Regions from separate parts of the Homo sapiens genome. Here all the other regions are linked to region 3. A link is a loop called in an ENCODE intact Hi-C map of the cell type or tissue named here. Cell type or tissue: heart left ventricle. All regions are shown on one strand.

Region 1 (5,000 bases), 250 kb before region 3:
TATCCCTATTAAACACTAGTTCCTCAGCCCCCTCTCTGGCACCTCTGGTTTCCCAGGCCCTGGTAGCCTCTATCCTTCTTTCTGTCTCTATGACTTTGACTACTCTAAGTACCTCATAGAAATGGAATCATACAGTATGTGCCCTTTGGTGAATGGTTTATTTCATTTGATACAATGTTTTCAAGGTGCATCCATGTTGTAGTATGTATCAGAACTTTTTAAAATCAGCCAGGCGTGGTTGCACATGCCTGTGGTCCCAGCCACCCGGGAGGCTGAGGTGGGAGGATCGCTGGAGCCCAGGAGTTGGAGGCTGCAGTGAACTATGATTGTACCACTGTACTCCAGCCTGGGTGACAGAGAAAGATCCTGTCTCAAAAATAAATAAATTCAGAATACTGTGCAGCCACCACCACTGTTCATCTCCATCTCTTTTTATTGTGTGAAACTCTGTACCCATTAAACAATAACTCCCTATTGTCCCTCCCCCAGCCCCTGGGAACTTCCATTCTGCTTCTGGTCTCTCTGACTTTGACTCCTCTATGTACCTCATAGAGTGGAATCACACGGTATCTGTCTTTTTCCACTGGCTTATTCTACTTAGCAAAATGTCCTCCAAGGGCACCCTTGATGACATCCATGTTGTAGCATGTCCGAATTTCCTTTCCTTTGAAGGCTGAGTGATAGTTCATTTTATCTGGTACCACATCCATTCTCAGGGGAATCCTGTTACGGGATTGTCTGTCAGTTCTGTCAGTGGACGCTTGGGTGGCTTCCATCTTTTAGCTGTTATTAATCTGCTGTGAACATAGGTGTACAAGCATCCCTTCAAGACCCTGCTTTTATCCTTTTGGGTATAAACCCAGAAGTGGAATTGCTAGATCATATGGTAATTGTATGATAGTTTTTCGAGGAACTATTTTCAGTAACAGCTATACCATTTGACATTTCCACTAACAGTGCACAAAGGTTCCAGTTTTTCCACATCTGTGCCAACAGAAGATTTCCTTTCTGGGTTTTTTTGTTTGTGTGTGTGTGTGTGTGTGTGTGTGTTTTGAGACGGAGTTTTGCTCTTTTGCCCAGGCTGGAGTGCAATGACACGATCTTGGCTCACTGTAACCTCTACCCTCTAGGTTCAAGCAATTCTCCTGCCTCCCGAGTAGCTGGGATTACAGGCGTCTGCCACCACGGCCAGCTAATTTTTGTATTTTTAGTAGAGACGGGGTTTCACCATGTTGGTCAGGCTGATCTCGAACTCCTGACCTCAAGTGATCCACCCGCCTCGGCCTCCCAAAGTGCTGGGATTACAGGCGTGAGCCACCGTGCGCCACCGCGTTCAGCCATCCTTTCTGGTTTTTGATGGTAGCCATCCTCTCAGGTGTGAAGTGGTATCCTGTGGTTTTGCTTTACATTTTCCTAATTGAGTAGTGATATTGAGCGGCTTTTCATGTGCTTATTGGCTGTTTCTATGTCTTCCTTGAAGAAGTATTTATTGAAGTCTTCTGCCAATGTTTGAATCAGCTCGTTTTTTTCATTGTTGAGTTTTAGGAATTTTCTGCATAATCCAGATATTAATCCCTTATCAGATATATGATCTGTTGATAGTGCCTTTGGATGCACGAAAGTTTTAAAATTTGTCTTGTTTTTCATTTGTTGCCTGTGCCTTTAGTGAAATACCCAAGAAATCACTGCCAAATCCAGTGTTGTGAAACCTTTTCCTTAAGTTTCCTACTAAGAGTTTTCTGGTTTTCGCTTTCACATTTAGAACTTTGGTCCATTTAGAGTTGATTTTTTTTCTTTTTTCCTGAGATTGTGTCTCACTCTGTCGCCAGGCTGGAGTGCAGTGGCATGATCTCAGCTCACCGCAACCTCTGCCTCCCGGGTTCAAGCAATTCTCCTGCCTCAGCCTCCCAAGTAGCTGGGACTACAGGCTTGCACCACCATGCCCAGCTAATTATTTTATTTTATTTTTAGTAGAGACGAGATTTCACCATGTTGGCCAGGATGGTCTCGATCCCTTGACCTCATGATCCGCCCGCCTCGGCCTCCCAAAGTGCTGGGATAGAGTTGATTTTTGTGAGGCAAGGCAGGGCTCCACCTTCTTTTTCTGGTATGTGCATATCCAGTTTTCCCAGCAGACGTTGTTGAAAACTGCTTTCCCCTTTGAATGGTCTTGGCCCCCTTGTGGAGAGTCACTGCAGCATAAGAGTTAGCCTTCATCTCTGGGCTCTCCTCTCCTGTGACTCCCGTAATGTTTTACTCATCCACTTCATGGTGGACCACCCTCTGGCTCTGTCCACTCTGCCACTTTTTTCCTCTGCTCCTCACAGGATCATTTCCATTGTAAGTGTCTCCAGCTTGCTGATTCTTTATTCTGCCTGCTCAGATCTGCCGGTGAACCCCTCTAGTGAATTTGTAAGTGTCAGTTATTATTTTCAGCTCTTCTAGTTCCATTTGATCACCTTCATAATTCCTATCTGTTGATATCCTCATTGTGTTCCTCTGTGATTTTCCTGACTTCCTGTAGTTCTGTGTCCATGGCTTCCTTCAGTTCTTCGAGCACATTTAAGACAGTCGGTTTAAAGCCTTTGTTTACTAAGTCCAATGTCTAGGCTTCCTTGGGCATGTTTTTGTCAGTTAAATATTTTCCTTTGAATGAGTCATACCTTCCTGTTTTATTTGCTTTAGATTTTAGGTCACTAAATTTTTCTTTGTGTCTAAACTGCTGTTAAACCTATCCATTCAGTTTTTAATTTGGGTTATTGTGTTTTTCAGTTGAATTTTTTTTTAACCGTATCTCCTGTATCTTTAAAAAAAAAAAAAAGTTTCTGACTCTTTACCAAAATTCTCTATCTTGTATCTCCTTCACATAATATTTTTTAGTTTTTGTTTGCTCTTTGTCCTAGTTTTTCTTTATATTGCCTTGTCTTTTCTTGTGACTTTTTAAATATTCTGTGTAGGACATTGTAGTTGAAATTGTATTTGCAAAAAGAATTTGAGGTCTAGTAATAGGTTTCTCATTATTGTTTAATTTGCCTTAGAGCAAATTAAACAATTTTCATATTCTTATATTTTCATATTCTTATCAGCCGTCTTTTAAAAAGTGCCTGGTCAAGGATAGTGACCATTTAAAAGTTGATTTGTTTAACTTTTTATTATTGATTTGTGGGAGTTCATCATATATCTTTTGTCATATACAAGGGGGCTTCCAAAAGTTCACAGAAAAATGGAATTAAAAGATAAAAGTAAGAAATATATGGCTGGCCATGGTAGCTCACACCTGTAATCCCAGCACTTAGGGAGGCTGAGGCAGGTGGATTGATTGAGTCCAGGAGTTCAAGACCAGCCTTTGCAATATGGCAAAACCTCATCTCTACAAAAAATATAAAAATTAGCTGGGCTGCTGGGTGCAGTGGCTCACGCTTGTAATCCCAGCACTTTGGGAGGCTGAGGCGGGTGGATCACCTGAGGTCAGGAGTTCAAGACTAGCCTGGCCAACATGGTGAAACCCTGTCTCTACTAAAAGTACAAAAAAAAAAAAAAAATTAGCCCAGCATGGTGGTGGGCTTCTGTAATCCCAGCTACTCAGGAGGCTGAGGCAGGAGAATCGCTTGAACCTGGGAGGCAGAGGTTGCAGTGAGCCGAGATTGTGCCATTGCACTCCAGCCTGGGCGACAAGAGCAAAAGTCCGTCTCAAATAAAAATAAAAAAACAGCTGGGCATGGTGGTGCATACCTATAGTTACAGCTACTAAGGAGGCTGAGGTGAGAGGATCGCTTGAGCCCAGGAGGTCAAGGCTGCAGTGAGCCGAGATAGTGCCACTGCACTCCAGCCTGGCGACAGAGCAAGACCCTGTCTGAAAAAAAAAAAACAGCTGGGCATGGTGGCACATACCTATAGTTACAGCTACTAAAGAAGAAATACACGCTTTTTTCTTAACACAAGCACCATCAAGTTCAAGACACTTATAAGCAATGATGCCAGCCATTTATAAGCAATGATGCCAGCCATTTATAAGCAATGATGCCAGCCATTTAGTCCCTCCCTAAAGACCTAATGGTCCTGGGAATTTAACCATGGCCATGGAGTCTTTTTTACATTATTAATTGACAAAAAATGGGTGCCCTTTACAGATGTTTCAAAATTAGGAAGCAAAAAGAAGTCAGAGGGAGCCAAATCAGGACTGTAGGGTAGATGCCTGATGATTTCCCATGGAAACTCTTGCAAAATCACCCTTCTTTGGTGAGAGGAACGAGCAGGAGCATTGTCGTGATGGAGATGGACTCTCTGGGGAGGCTTTCCCGGGGGGGGTTTTGCTGAAGCTTTGGCTAACATTCCCTAAACATTCTCATACTAAGCAGATGTTACATTCCTTGTTACCCCTCCAGAAAGTCAGCAAGCAGAATGCCTTAAGCATCCCAAAAGCTGTTGCCACAATGTGCTCTTGACTGGCCCACTTTTGCTCTGATGGGACCACTTCCAGCCCTCAGCACCATTGCCTTGACTGCACTTGGTCTTCAGGACCATACCAGGAAAGCCACGTTTCATGTCGCTATAGTTCAAAGAGAGCTTCAGGATCTCCATCCCACTTGTTCAAAGTTACCACTGACAGCTCTGCTCTTCTCTGCGCCTGATGTGGGCGCAATGGGTTTGGCACCCATTGAGTGGAAAGTCTGCTCAACTTTCATTTTTCTGTCAGAATTGTGTAAGCTCAACCTACTGAGCTGTCTGTGGTGTTGGCCACTATTTCTGCTGTTAACCACCCGTCCTCTGCACTTACGGCTCAGACCAGATGAGTGTTTTCCTCACAAAGTGATGCGGATGGCCTGCCGCTGTGGGCTCCGTCTTCAGCATGGTCTCATCCCTTCTTAAAACAAGTCAACCATTTGTAAACTGCTATTTTCTTTGGGGACATGGACCCTGTAAACTTTTCAGAAAGCATCAGTGATCTCACCATTCTTCCACCCAAGCTTCACCATACATGTGATGTTGGTTCTTGCTTG
Region 2 (5,000 bases), 390 kb before region 3:
CTCTTGTTTCCCAGGCTGGAGTGCAGTGGTGCGATCTCAGCTCACTGCAACCCCCACCTCCCAGGTTCAAGCGATTCTCCTGCCTCAGCCTCCCAAGTAGCTGGGATTATTGGCGCCTGCCATCAGAACCAGCTAATTTTTTGTATTTTTAGTAGAGACGGGGTTTCATAATGTTGACCAGGCTGCTCTCGAACTCCTGACCTCAGGCAACCCACCCACCTCGGCCTCCCAAAGTGCTGGGATTACAGGTGTAAGTCACCATGCCTGGCCTAAACACTTTTATTTCTGCTTTTTCTGTTTCATATATATATATATATTTTTTGAGACGGAGTCTTGCTCTGTTGCCCAGGCTTGGTTGCAGTGGTGCGATCTCGGCTCACTACAACCTCTGCCACCCGGGTTCAAGTGATTCTCCTGCCTCAGCCTCTCGAGAAGTTCAGATTACAGAGGTGCACCACCACGCTCGGCTAATTTTTTTGTATTTTAAGTAGAGACAGGGTTTCACCATGTTGGCCAGGCTGGTTTCAAACTCATGACCTCAGGTGATCCGCCCACCTCGGCCTCCCAAAGTGCTGGGATTACAGGTGTGAGCCACCACACCTGGTTTTATAAATTTTTTTATAATGAATTTGTGCTCTTAAAAAAATCAATCCAGGCCGGGTACGGTGGCTTATGCCTGTAATCCCAGCACTTTGGGAGGCTGAGGTGGGTGGATCATCTACCTGAGGTCAGGAATTCAAGAACAGCCTGACCAACATGATTAAACCCCGTCTCTACTAAAAATATAAAAAATTAGCCTGGCATGGTGGCAGGTGGCTGTAATCCCAGCTGGGAAGCTGGGGCAGGGGATGCCTTGATCCTAGGAGGCAGAGTTGCAGTGGGCCAAAATTGCATCACTGCACTCCAGCCTGGGCAACAAAAGTGAGACTCTGTCTCGAAAAAAAAAAAAAAACAAGAAACATCAGTCCATATATCCAAACAATGGAATGTTATTTGGGCCTAAAAAAAGAATCGCGGCGGGGGTGGTGGATCACACCTGTAATCCCAGAACTTTGGGAGGCTGAGGCGGGTGGATTACCTGAGGTCAGGAGTTTGAAACCAGACTGGCCAACATGGCAAAACCCCATCTCTACTAAAAAAAATACAAAAATTAGCCGGGTGTGGTGGCATGTGCCTGTAGTCCCAGCTGCTCTAGAGGCTGAGGCAGGAGAATTGCTTGAACCCGGGAGGCAGAGGCTGCAGTGAACCGAGGCCGCACCACTGCACTCCAGCCTGGGCAACAGAGGGAGACTCTGTCTTAAGAAAAAAAAAAAAGAATTGCACCATTGCACTCCAGCCTGGCAACAGAGTGAGACTCCATCTAAAAAAAAAAAAAGAAAAAGAAAAAGAAAAAGAGAAAAGAAACCAAAGAAATGAAATTCTGATGCATGCTACAGAATATGAATGAACCTTGAAAACATGATGCTTAGTGAAATAATACACAAAAGGTCACATATTGTAGGATTCCATTTATGTGAAATGTCCAGAATAGGCAAATCCATAAAGACAGAAAGTGGACCAGTGGGTGCTAGGGGCTGAGGGGAGGAGGAAATGGGGAACGTCGTCTGCTAGTGGGGACAGGGATTCTTTCTGACGTGATGAAAATGTTCTGGAATCAGATAGAGGTGATGGTTGCACAACACTGAATGTACTAAAAACCTCCTAATCGCACACTTTACGAGAATGAGCTTTATGGTAGGTACATTAATTATATCTAAATAAAGCTGTTATTTAAAAATCAAAGTGTTTTGATATTTGGGAGTAAACGAAATGTTACATAATTTTTTAAATTACTAAAAACAGAGAAATAAGGACTGTGTTCTAGAACATTGCGCCTCCTCCCTCTGCACTCCAGACCCCCATCTCTGGCTCTGGCGGCCAGATGTCCCTAGCAGCAGCAGGGAAGCAGGCCAAGCCAAGTTCACCATCCCCTCCCACAGCACGCCCGCTCCGGAGCTCCCTCTGACCTTCCCCAGTGGCTCCACATTCTCCCCCATCTCTCTAGGCCCAGATGTCACTCTCCCCTGTGGGCCCATGGGGAACATGTGGTAGCCTAGGCTTGGGGTCAATCAAGGAGATGTGGCCAGATTACCCCTGGGAAGGTCATACCCTGAAGAAAGCAAAATCCTGACACTTCCCTGGCTTGCCCTTCACATGACACGCTCTGCTCTGGACATAAGCCGAAAGCCAGTGTCACCCTGGCTGGTTCTGGTCCCCAGCGAATCCAACCTTGGGTATTTCCTTGAAAATGTCAGCCTCAACTTCCTGCTAACACAGCCTCATTTCCAATTCTTGCCAGCTGTGCCCGATGATTTGTTGTGGCCACTGGGAATATGTCACAACGGAGGATGCTGCTGGTTTTCCACCATGAATGGGCCGGTGTCAACTCAGCAATCATGGGATGTCAGTTGTTGGCCCGCTATGCCCCTTAGCTTTTCTCAGGTCTCTGTCCTCTTTCTCTGGGGGACTGGTGCCACCCAGTCCTGCACCATCAGACAGGCTAGGGGTGTGTCCTGGTGCCTCAGGTGGCCGCTGCCCTGGGGCTAAAGGACTGCATTGCTTATTTCCTCCTGGGGGCATGGATCCCCTCCCTCCATGAACCGTTTAGTCAACCCGGAACCCCTTGAGGCCCTGCTGGACCCTGCACCTCCAAGAACAGAGGAACAGGATTCTTTATTTTCTGTTTTATTTTTTTCTTTCTTTCCTTCTTTTCTTTCCTTCCCTCCCTTCCTTCCCTCCCTCCCTCTCTCTTTCTTTCCTTCTTTGTTTCTTCTTGACAGAGTGCAATCTCAGCTCACTGCAACCTCTCCGCCTTCTGGGTTCAAGTGACTCTCTTGCCTCAGACTTCTGAGTAGCTGGAATTACAGGTGTGAGCCACCATGCCCAGCTAATTTTTGTATTTTTAGTAGAAATGGGGTTTCACCATGTTAGCCAGGCTGGTCTCGAACTCCTGACTTCAAGTGATCCACCTGTCTCAGCCTCCCAAAGTGCTGGGACTACAGGCATGAGCCACTTCACCCGGCCACAGGGTTCTTTAAATAGTGGGTACTCTGCAGCCTTTCCACCCTGCCGTGGAGCCTCCGCCAGGAGACCAGAGCAGCAAGGCCCCCATCATCTGCCCTTTAAGCCACATGAGCTGGCTTAGCCGGCCTGACCCACAAAAATGAAATAAAAGCCTTGGTGAGCAGGACCTGAGGTCTTTTCCAGGGGCAACAGGTACCTGTCTGCCCCTCAGGGCCACCTGGGAGCCGGGTGTCAGCGTCCAAGTCAGGGAAGCTGTGGGGCTCCAGAAGCTGAACTTTGATTCCTCCCCTGAGAGAAACAAGCAACCCTGAGAGGCACATGGCATGAGGCTGCTCTCGGGGAGCACAGCAAAACAAGATTTGCGGCCAGAGAGTGGAATGGAGGGTCAGCTCTGTTGCTCTTTCCATGCAAGTGCACCCCCCACGCAGGCAGCTTTTATTGAGTGCCATTGTGTGCCAGACCCTCGCAGCACGTGGAGTCTCCGCAGGACCACCTGGAAGCTTTCAAACACCTGAGGCCAGGCCCACCCCATCCCACACAGCAGAATCTCCGGTTGCGGAGGCGGCATCTCAGGCCTTGGAGATGCTGCAGGGCAGCTGTGTGTAAGACTCACTGGGCTAGAGGGCGTGAGACAGGGTCATGCAGGTCCGACGGTGACTCCTACCAGCAGCTGAGATGGCCCAGCGGGTCCCACACTACAGATAGAGAAACTGAGGCCAGAGGAGCTGCGGGGGAGGTCAGGGTGACTCTGCCTTCCTCCCACATCCATGCACTCTCTTTTTCCCTGTACTTGCAGTTTTACCTTTTTTTTTTTTTTGAGACGGAGTTTCACTCTTGTTGCCCAGGCTGGAGTTCAATGGCATGATCTTGGCTCACTGCAACCTCTGCCTCCCAGATTCAAGCGATTCTCCTGCCTCAGCCTCCCGAGTAGCTGGGATTACAGGTGCATGCCACTGTGCCCGGCCTTTCTTGTTTTTGTTTTTGTTTGTTTGTTTTTGTTGTTGTCGTGAGACAGAGTCTCACTCTGTTGCCCTGGCTGGAATGCAGTGGCGCAATCTTGGTTCATGTAACCTCTGCCTCCCAAGTTCAAGTGATTCTCCTGCCTCAGCCTCCTGAGTAACTGGGATTACAGGTGCACACCACCACACCCAGCTAATTTTTTTGTATTTTTAGTAGGGACAGGGTTTCACCATGTTGGCCAGGCTGGTCTCGATCTCCTGACCTCAGGTGATCCACCCGTTCGGCCTCCCAAAGTGCTGGGAATACAAGCGTGAGCCACAGCACCTGGCCTACTTTTAGCTGTATGATCTGCCTTACCAGAACTGAGCGTCACCCCAAATCTCACCTCTCCACTAGAATCGCAAATAAAGTCCTACACAGTGAAGTGTTGACTTAGGAAACGGGATCGTTTTCTGATTTGTGTGTCATACTTCGGAACATTTCTAATGGAACCCTGCTGTTGGAAGGAAACAAGTTCTTCAACCATTCATCCATCACAGCTGAGTCAGAAGCGTTGTGTCATCCTGTACCACCCGACCTGCCTACCTCAGGCCCTACCCACGGGGAGCTTCCATCCTGCTGGTTGTCCTGAGGCTCTATGACCCACAGCAGGAAGACACTGCAGCCTGGTCATGCCCTTCCCATCCTCTGACATCATCTTCCAGGAGTAGGGGCCCGAGCTTCCACAGCCCACCTGCTCCCACCTACTGCCACCTTCCTGCCACCACACACTGTCAGGCCTTCATCCTGTCCCCACGCCCTTCCTCAGGTCACAGGTCTTCCTGCATTCCCCCAAGCCACTTGCCTGGCCTCTCTGGGCTCTGCTTTTCCAGCACTGTCCTCCCCATCTGATGCCCCTGCCAGGGTATTCTCCCCATGGTGTGACCCGGGGGGCACTCAGGCAAGTGGCCTGGCCACACTGGACCTGAGCACTAGAT
Region 3 (5,000 bases):
CAATGACTGTATTTCCCCAGTAGAAATGGGGTGTGTGTGCTGCTGCACATCACAGGCAGATGTGGGAGACCCTGTTTGTTTTGTGGCAGTGGGAACAGTCGCAATTTTAGAGAGGACTTATTGAGGGGCATTTGTTACTTTAAACAATTTAGTGCCATACAAAGGATTAGACAGAGCTCCTGAAGGGGGAATCTCCCTCATTTTCAGGGTGTTAACTACAGAGGAGTTGAGGGAAGGGGCCATGGAGGGAACTGACTGAGACAGGTAGAGCATCTACCGCCCAAAAGTCAAAGCAAAGACAGGGTTAGAAGGACCCAGCTGGGCATTTTCTGCTCTTGAATCTGCAGAGAGTGTCATTAGGCCAAAATTGGCATCCTCTCTCTTCTGTTTATCAGAAACCACCTTCTCATTTGTTGTCCTTCATTTTAAACAGGGCAGACCTCCTTATGCTGCTTCAGCAGAAGAAGTGGCCAAAGAACTTAAGTCAAAATCTGGGGAATCGAAGTCCTCTGCTATGTCTTCAGACGGGTCCCTGGCTGAAAACGGAGTGATGGCCGAGGAGAAGCCGGCTCCCCAGATGAACGGGAGCACGGGTGACGCCAGGGCCCCCAGCCACTCTGAAAGTGCCTTGAATAATGACTCTAAAACGTGCAATACAAATCCTCATTTAAATGCACTAAGTACAGACAGCGCTTGCCGCAGAGAAGCTGCTCTGGAGGCAGCTGTCTTAAATAAAGAAGAGTAAACTTATTTTTTATAGAGGGTGAAGGATGCTGGAAGGGTAAGGATTTAGGAATATCTGGAGAGAAAGAGAGCCTGCAGTTATGTACATTTTGTCCTTTCCGTAAGAGAAAAATGAGGACTTTGGAAATTCAGATCCCTCTTTGATATCAGAGATTTAAACAACACATTTTTAGTTTTAACCAGTTGTAGTCAAAATGCTACAATAAAACAAAAAAGAGAAAGAAAATGAAGAGCATTTGACTCCCGCACTTAAAATGAAGTACACATAAAGTTTAAACTGGTTATGACAAAAGCCTTTAGTTGTGTTTCTTGAACTATAAAGAAAACAAATTTTGGCAGTCTTTAAGTATATATAGCTTAAAATATAATTTTTAGCATTTGGCACCATATGTATGCCATTATATTTGATTTTGCATTACTGTTTCACAATGAAGCTTTCTTTAAGGCTTTGATTTTTATGATTATGAAAGAAATAAGGCACAACCACAGTTTTTCTTTCTTAAATTTCATCACTGTTGATGTGGTTCTTTTGTGTTAAAAAAAAAAAGTGCAACTATCAAAACTAAAAAATTATAGAGTAATATTGCCGTTCTGCTGATTTTAAATATACAATACATCATACATACTTTACAAGCAAGTTAAATGGAGATAAAGTTGAAATCATAGAAGATGCAAATGACCTTTCAAAATCAACACAATGTGTTCTGAAACTTTCGTGACTAATACCATGCATCTGTGATCAATGAACTATGTGGTTTTGAATCGGATGTAGACCATTAGTACTACTACTTGAGCTAAACTTCTGCATGGTTCATAATTTTTAAAGTGTGTAGTTAATATGCATGTTATCGTCCTTTCTTCCATTCTTAACAGTATGTGCCCATTTGCAAAACAAAAATGCTAATAATCAGTAATAGTCCTATAAAAGATGTTAACTCTGTTTAGTCATTGACTGATCTTGCTCTAACCTTAAAATTTTGTGATTATTGACCTCTGTTGCATTTATTCTAAAGCCCCCCAAAAATTATCTAGCCGTTTCGAATATCAACATTACCCTGGTGTATTCACTGCTGTATGCATTATTGTTCTTTGTTGCTGTTTTATGCCTTCATATTAGCAAATATGAAATTCTGTGAAAAAAAACCCTTTGATCTTAAAAAAAAAAAAACCACCCCCCCCTTCTGTAGCAGGAAACAAATTGCTTGTTCTTGAGAACTTTCCCATCAAGAATTTAGTAGAAGCAGGTATACTTCTATCATTTTGATGTTTTTGTTAATGTTTCCAAACAATGTACTTTGAAATCAGAATCACTTCTTATCGTTTTCATATACTTCTGATGCTCTTCATCACATTAGTGATCAGAAATGAGGTGTAATTCCCCAACCCCTGCCCGCAAGAGCTAAGTAGGATCTTACTGTAAGTTGAAGGGAGTTTTGCCCTAACTCATGGATTGTGCAAGAATGAACTGCTGTTGGGTTTGATTGACTGTCGATGGATTGTGGTGTGGTGTATCTGAAGGCTATTGAATGCAACTTACAATGCTTAATAAAAATCTTTATTCTTTTAGTATAAAGTATGGCGTGGCTTTTAAATTCACTTGTAAAAGCTAATTTTATAGAGGTTTAATTCAAATCGAAACAACTACTGAAAAGATCAGAAAACCAAAGTTGAAAAATATTTTACCTTTTCAAAGTAATTCCAGGTTTCCGGCTTAGAGGGACATTAATATATGATTAATTTGTTTGATAGCTCAGTTTCAAGCAACCAAGGGGATAAAAAAATTCTGTTTGATAAAGCAGACTTACAGAAGAGGTTTTTTTAAGCCCTGAGGAAGCAATAAATTTGACTCCACCACGTTTTAAAAGCTGGATGTTACAAGTATAGTCCGTTTTTCATGCCATCCTTTTGACTGAAGGCTCTTCTCTGCAGCCTGATATGAGGTCCCCGTACCCAGGTCCGCCGAGCGCCTGGAGAAAGCGCCCCGTGCTGCCCTCTAGCGGGGGATGGTGGGCTAACGGCGCCGGAGGCGGCCAGGAGAGCTGCGGCGATCCCGCTCCAGGGAGGGGCTGGCGCTCGCCCGGGGGCGCGTTTCCTTCCTGTGGAAGGGCGGGGCGGGGCCTTGCGTGGCGCTTCCCCGTCCGCCACCGCGCAGGTCCCGGTGCGCGCGCAGCCCGCGAGGCGGGGCCGTGTCAGTGAGGCCTACTCCCAGCTTTTTCCTCCCGGAGGCTGAGACTGCGCCGTTGAAGCCGGTTCTCTGTGCGGGGCCGGCGCCGGGCCCAGCAAAGACCCGAGTGCCCCGAGAGAGACCGAGCAGACCCTGGGAGCCCGAGTCCCAGCAAGGCCCGAGCCGAGCCAGTTTCTCCAACTAGCAGCCTGAGAGCGCTCTTGGTCCTGGCTGTTCAGACCCCAGACGAATTTACCCCTTCTTTTTATGGGGTGGGCCTTCAGAGTTTGAAGGAAGTGAAGCTAGCCTCGCTCACTCCAGGGCCTCTTCCCACCCTGACTCGCCGGTTCCTGACGGTGGCCCGCTGTTCCGGGGCCACGGCTGAGTCCCTCTGCGCCAGCCTCCCGGTGGCGGGCCAGCCAGCCCCTTCTCTGTGCTGTGAGAAGATGGGGGCGCCCGGACGCTCCATCTTTCAAAAACACCATTCCACTGAGGACCCTGCCTGTGACGGGAACCAGTCTAACCCACTCTGGATCGCACGTGCCTGGCAGAGGGACAGCGTTGTGGAGGAACACTTTCCAGGCCCACCAGCTTCCACCATCCATTGCTAGGCAGTACCTCTCCCACCGTGACAACCACGCGCTTTTCTTCCCTCTCTCAAGGGGCAGGCCCACGCCACTTGAGAATAGCAAACTGACAGGGAGAGCCCTCTGGCTTTAAGAGGGGAGAGGGACAGGTTTCTGAACAGTACAGTCTCAGCAGCAGGAGCGCGCGCATGTCAAGGGTCCCTCTCTGCTCCCTGACAAGCAGGTGCTCCTTCTTTCCGGTGGTTCTCATCTCTTAGTTGCAATTGCTGTAGGTGAGAGAGCAGCACAGCTTGCTTTAGGTCACTCTCAGCAGGGACTGGGCTGGAACCCAACCCTTAGCTCCAAGTTGGGTCTGTCCACCCGCTCCTGAAGCTCCAGTAGGTGCAGGCGTGGGCATTAAGGAGAGAGGAAGGGAGAGGGTGCTGGGGCTCCGGCGACCCTGTGGCTGGAACAAGGAGGCCAAGGACATCCCTCCTTGCTGGAGCCATGCTGGCCACTCCTTCCACACCACCAGAATTGCAGAGGAAGGCCCAAGGGCGATGCTGTCATGGGCCCAGGGGTCAGTGGCTGTGGGTGGCACTGGTGCGGGCTGGACTGAATGGTGATGCTGGTGTTTCTCCTTCCTGGCAGCATGATATCCTGGGGCAAGTCGTATGTTCTGCTGCCTGGCCATTTATCCTCTTCCTTTTCAAAAAAATAGGTTTTACTGATTTTTTTTTCTTGTTTCAAAAGCAATATGTGTTTATTGTGGTAAGTTTAAGAAATACTGGCTAGATACACAAAAAGGAAAAGAAGTCCTCGGTAATTCCCCCATCCTGAGACACCTGTTTTTAACATTTGGTCTCTCTCCTTCTATACAATATATAGATTTTTTTCTTATACAAAAAAAATCATGTTAATATTTTGTAACATTTTCCCAACTTAGCATCATTTGATGATTGCCTTTCCCTACCATTCCATATTCTGCCATAGTTCCACAGACTCCACGGTGGGGCTGCATCGTAACGTATTCAGTCTTTCCCCACCAGCATGGTTGGACATTACCTTGTTCTGCAAGCACTTGCGGAGAGTCCGTGTCAGGCCCAGCCCTAGGCCCCATGGGACAGAAGATGTCAAGGCCCCTGCCTTTCTGGCATTTACATTTGAGTAGGGGGACAACATACATGTGTACAAATAAGAATATTTCAAGCAAGAAAATGAGAAAAGATGGGGAGATGGGTGGCATGGGCAAGTGATGCAGCCATGAGTGGAGGCTATCTGGGAATACAGGTCTGGGCCAGGAGCAGCGGATGGAGCACCCAGCCAAGGGGAATCCATGGAGAGCGGAGAAGCCCATGGCCACCCCGAGGACAGGGCTTGCTGTATCCTCCAGTGCTGTGGTCTGTTGAAGGCTTTGAGGCAGGACGGGTTGTGCTTGGATGCCCAGTGGGCTCCAGGTATCCATGCTACCCTGTAGGTGAGTCTTGTGAGGACCAGTGTCATTATTCCTGGTTAGCATTTCATCA
Region 4 (5,000 bases), 240 kb before region 3:
GCAGGGTCAAGGCAGCCAAGCCACAGCCTCTGCTCTCCAGTGTTGTTTTGTTTTTAGCTGACCCCAGCATCCAACCAGACTTCCAGTGTCCAGGGTGATATTGCGCCTCATCTCCAGGCTGAACAGCTTCAATTCTCTGAAAAGTGCTTATTACTAAAGGGCTGGTAAGGCTAGGCGCAGTGACCTATGCCTGTAATCCCGGTGCTTTGGGAGGCTGAGGCAGGAGGATCACTTGAGGCCAAGAGGTCAAGGCTGCAGTGAGCCGTGATCACATCACTGCACTCCAGCCTGGGTGACAGAGTGAGACCCTGTCTCTAAAACAAACAACAACAAAAAAAACAAAAACAAAAATAAAACACCTGAAGAAGCCTGTCTTCATTCATTAGAGGATGCAATTAAGCCTGGGCCAGGACGCCTGCCTTCCAGGTGGTTAAGGGAGTTCAGCAATGGTGACCACTCTGTACACATCGTGGTTGTGGTCCCTGAACTTGGCTTTATTAGACTTGCCCTTGAGAGGGGGCAGAAGGCCCACATGCCACAGGCATCACTGTGCTGGTGGTGGCTCATGCAGTCCTGCAGAGGTGTGGAGAAGAGTCCCTCACCCTGAGAGGACACTGGGGGTCGAAGGCTGCCCGAGGCCAGGCTGGATGGGGAGACAATGTTGTCCCATGCAACTCTGTGAAGAATCATTCATTTCTCACTGTGGTGGACAGCAGAGACCAGGGTCCTGGGCTGCAGGGGTCGGAGCTGCCGCCAGCTGGTTCTGCCTCCCAGTGAGGCTGTGTGGGCCGGGGCAGGAGGGCTTTGGAGCAATAGCAGTTCCTAACAGTTGATCCTTTTGAGCCCAAGCCCTCCAAATTTGATCACCAGCTCAAGGTTCTGTGAGCTGCCAGACCCATAAATCCAGCTGCCTCTCCCCCTCTCCATGGAGACCCTCAAAGTCATCTTGAAGATGCTCCACGTTGTAAAACGATATCACTCCCAAGCTTCATGGGGTCTTCCCAGATGTCCCAGTTTCCGAGGCTGGCATGACCAGTCACCTGGTTCATTCTCAGTCTAGGACTCAGACTCATCCTTGTCCCCTCATTTCCCAAATGTGGGCTGTGAACAGCTGAGTAGATGTTTTAGCTGAAATGTCCCCAAACACCCTTCCATCCAGTCTCCTCACTGCAGCCTGCATGATCTCTTCAAACAATGGATGCTCTGGTCCAGCCTCCTTGCCCAGCTCTGCCCTCTCCAGGTCTTTCCTACCTGCTGCTCCCCTCATTCTGAGCCCCACCACTAGGCGGGGTCCCTTGAGCCCTGAGGGGCCCGGCTCCGTCCTCCTAGGGCCTCACAAATGCCTACTCGGCGCCTGGTCCCTGCTCCAGCCTCACTTCCGTAGGCAACCTCTCCAACTCAAGGCCGGGTCAGCCTGATGCCCCTGTGCTCCCTTCTGAACGTGGCCTTCCCTGTGGACCTCCTGTCTCACTTCTCAGAGTGTGACGATGCACCATGGAGGCCACAGGGGATCCCATGTATGTCCCCTTCCATCCCCCTCCAGCCTCCCCATTGCTGCCGGCCACCTGGGCACAGAAGTCCTGTCTGTTTCACTTCCTATTTCCTCCTGTTCCTATGAGGGAGGCGCTCAGCCTGATTCTGTGGAGTGAGTGAGTGGAGGCTGGGGAGAGGGAAGAGGGTGTGTGGATGGAGGAGGGGTGGGCAGGGGACGCGAGAGCAGCCAGATCCTGGGCAGGGTGAGGAACGAAGGTGAGGACGCAGCCCCTGGGGAAGCTCAGGCGGAGCTGGAGGAGCCTGCGGCTGCGTGGAGGGTAACAAGAGTCAGAAGCCACAGTGGACAGCCACGGTCCCCACAGGCTTACCTGTTCAGGCAGCACAGTGGGCTTAGGGAATGTTGACAGGCATGGGTTTCCCTTCTCGACCTGCTTTGAAATAAGAGCCAAGGACAGCACACCCTGTCAGGGAAACAGACAGTGCTGGAATTGGGTGACTTTGAGGAAGGTTCATACACAAGGGACTGTTTCCAAAAGTGTGGGTGTCTGGAAGGCAGTGTTGGTAGACAGAATAATGTCCCCTCAAGGGGCCCACATGTGAATGCCTGGTCCTGTGCATGTCATCTTCACATGGCACCAGCACCCTCGCTGATGGGACTTGGGACAGGATCTTCAGGTGGGGAGAGGCCATGATGAGCCAGGCAGATGCAGCATCATCTCAGGGTCCCTCCATGCAGGAGGGAGGGGTCAGGGGAGGAAGTGTGACAGCAGCAGCAGGACCCGGAGAGCAGATGCTGAGTGGAGACCAGGAGGGGAGGACCGGGCAGCAGCCCAGGGCCTTGGGCAGCCTGGGAAGTCCGAGAAGGCAGGAGGAGCCCCCAGCAGGAGCCCGCCCTGCCCAGACCTTGACTTTCGCCCAGCAAGACTGATTTTCAGTTTTGTCTTCCAGGACAGGAGGGTAATAAGTTTGTGCTGCTTGAGACTGCCAGGCTGTGGTGAGACCTTAGAGCAGCGTCAAGAAACACACGCAGGCAGGAACCGGAGGCCGTCCCCATCCAGCCATGACCGGCTCCAGGCCTGGGGCCGCCACAGGAGGGTCACGTTGGAGGAGCCCCAAGGAACACAGCTGTGAGAGTCACCCCGGAAGAGGAGCACGGCCTGCAGCCCACGACAGAGCCAGCTGAGGTGGCCTCGCAGGAAGGAGCTGGGAGGCTCAGCGCCTGGCCCCAGCCTGCCCCTGCCCCTGCTATCCTTCTGGGGTTCCCCGGGGGCTGGACCCCAAGGAAGCTGGCAGGACAGGAGCCTGTGAGAGCTACACCCTGCAGCTAAGCCACAGACAACAGATGGCAGACAACAGAGCCTGGGGGTGGGAGGACAGGCTGGTCACACCGTGGACCACAAGGTCAGGAGCCATGAGAGGCTAGGGGCCTGTGGGCTGGACCTGGGGAAATAAGCATCCCCTTCGCAAGTCTCAAGCGATGCCCTCGGATGGGCCCCAGCTTTGCTCTGCATCCGAATCCTGAGAGGAACCTGCAAAAAATACAGACATCCAGGCCCCACCCAGCAGCATCTGAATAAGACACTGAGTGGGGGAGGGGAGGGGGCGGTGGAGGGAGGCTGAAGGTGGATGCTTACTGCTGCACCCGCTTCCTCCCCCACTGTCTTCCTAGTAGCTCCTTTCCTGGGAGAACGACGTCCTGTCCTCACAGCATATCTGGAGACTCAGTGTCTGACTCAACACGACCATGCCCTTGACTCTGAGTGGAATACATGGGTCGCTTGTCTGGAATCCATGTGTGCCCGGTATCCCATGAGCTTGGCACTAGAATTAGCTTTTGGAGAGAGACTGGCAACTGCAGTCTCTTTTGGTTCCTCAGTAAACTGGAGGGACCTGAACTTTGCCCAGGCAGGCTTGACGTTCTGTTTATTCCACATATCATTGCTTCTGCGAGGACCTTCTCAAAACATAGGTGGTGTCTATTGCCCTCAAAGATGAAGAATCATCATAACCAAAAATGTGATATGTCCACAGTGGATGAATTAGCATAATAGTGAAGTGTTTGACTGTCCAGGGCTGCATTTAGATGAAGACTGAACTCACGCTGTCCACCTTGCTCACGAGTTGACATATACTTCCATATGGCACAGTTCAGGAAGAGATTGAACTCGGCTAAGCCATCCTTTTGTGACTTTGTATTTGACGATCCTAACTGGAGGAGGAAGCAGGAGTGAGAAGGAGGAACTGGAGTGAGAAGCAGGAGCTCCTAACAATGCAGGAGACACAGGCACCATGCGGAGAAACGCCCAGCGGCCCTTCATGACCCAGAGCCGGGGAGCTGGGTGCGGGCAGAGGCCGCTGCACATTCACCACGCTCACGCCACGTGCCGGCCTCAGGCTTGACAAGCTCAGGCCTTTGGTTAAAGCCTTTCTAGCACATCAATATACTTTTCATTCACAACCTATGCTGAAGTAAAGTGCACTCTACGTGGACAATATTCACAGCAATTTTAGAGACAGGTCTTATCCTCCCTATATCACTCCCAGTCATTGGTCCCACCTCTAAGAGGAAGACAAGTCTCTTAATAGTCAACAGACAGCTTCCAAAGTTTGTCTCTCTCCTCTAAGTATCACTGGATCTTCTTTTGTTCACAAGGATGCAGAACAATGTTCCAAGTACTGTTACGTTTCTAAACTTTAAGATTGTTCATTTTTAAGAAACAAATAACTATAACCACATAATTATGTATAACCAATAACTATAACCTTGATAATCTTTCAACATACTCCAAAAGGAAACTTTGAGTCCATTTTACATTCAGCAAGTTAATATTAAACTATGTGGCACATCAAAAGCTTTAAATTAATAATGTGTGTTTTAAATGTTACAAACCGTGTCAAGTGTACATCTAATATATGAACTAACAACTTAAAATACTACTGTTGAGTCGGCTATGAGTTCCTTGTAGTTAAATAAGTTATTACAAAGAGTATTGTTATAAAAGGTATGTGCTATGCCAAGCAATAACAAGATGTAGATGTGGTCACAAGCTAGCTATAGTAAAATGAAAAGAAAAAAACTCTGCTTGAGACCTCTTTTGTGTCATGATTTACCATAATTTTGAAGCAAAGTGTTTACAGCTGCTATTAAAATTAAAATTGAAGGGGAGAAACAAAGCACCCTGAAATTTGAATGAAAATTAAAAAGAAAAAAGTATATGAGCTGTCACACAGTATTTGTGTTTTCCTAGGATGCTAGATGTTACTACAAACTAAATCTCAAAAATATTTAAATAGTCTGAAAAATAAAGATCTATATAGACTACACTTTTGGAAAACTTCAGAACATTATCGAGAATTTAGTAAAGTGTTCTTTTTATTATAACACTGATTCAACTATGTGATCAAATCACTCATTAGTCTTCTAGGTAGTCTTTAAGAAAAGGAGTATGATGGAATGTTCTATCTTCTTAAGTCAAATCTACACAAGGATATTAAATCACATTAGA

The links. Hi-C counts contacts between places; a loop is a spot of excess contacts. Peaks named below come from ENCODE experiments on the same cell type or tissue, not always from the same donor. Only the 100,000 strongest peaks of a DNase experiment are listed, where the experiment ranks them.
Region 1: a loop joins it to region 3, with 6 times the contacts of the local background. A loop is called at or near these places in 12 of 110 quality-filtered maps.
Region 2: it touches region 3 in a loop (3-fold over the local background); 28 of 110 quality-filtered maps call a loop at or near these places.
Region 4: it touches region 3 in a loop (2.3-fold over the local background); 7 of 110 quality-filtered maps call a loop at or near these places.

Annotation. Positions count from the first base shown.
Region 1 is chr9:93,310,591-93,315,590 of GRCh38, forward strand. All of the region lies in intron 28 of WNK2 (WNK lysine deficient protein kinase 2), which reads left to right. Among named protein-coding and RNA genes, the nearest start is that of WNK2, 130 kb to the left of the region's middle. In heart left ventricle, a CTCF peak has its summit at 2,181 (motif pointing left); no DNase peak of the experiment used is centred here.
Region 2 is chr9:93,175,887-93,180,886 of GRCh38, forward strand. No RefSeq gene overlaps it. Among named protein-coding and RNA genes, the nearest start is that of WNK2, 5.8 kb to the right of the region's middle. In heart left ventricle, no CTCF peak of the experiment used is centred here; a DNase peak (open chromatin) is centred at 1,985.
Region 3 is chr9:93,563,796-93,568,795 of GRCh38, forward strand. FAM120A (family with sequence similarity 120 member A) reads left to right here. Exons shown (of 18, transcript NM_014612.5): 18 at 434-2,317. The coding sequence ends at 745. Among named protein-coding and RNA genes, the nearest start is that of PHF2, 10 kb to the right of the region's middle. RefSeq lists a silencer at 2,618-3,037. In heart left ventricle, CTCF peaks have their summits at 2,736 (motif pointing left) and 2,937; DNase peaks (open chromatin) are centred at 2,836 and 3,390; H3K4me3 peaks cover 1,498 bases; H3K27ac peaks cover 981 bases.
Region 4 is chr9:93,323,006-93,328,005 of GRCh38, forward strand. No RefSeq gene overlaps it. Among named protein-coding and RNA genes, the nearest start is that of FAM120A, 130 kb to the right of the region's middle. RefSeq lists enhancers at 3,344-3,845, 3,846-4,345. In heart left ventricle, no CTCF peak of the experiment used is centred here; no DNase peak of the experiment used is centred here.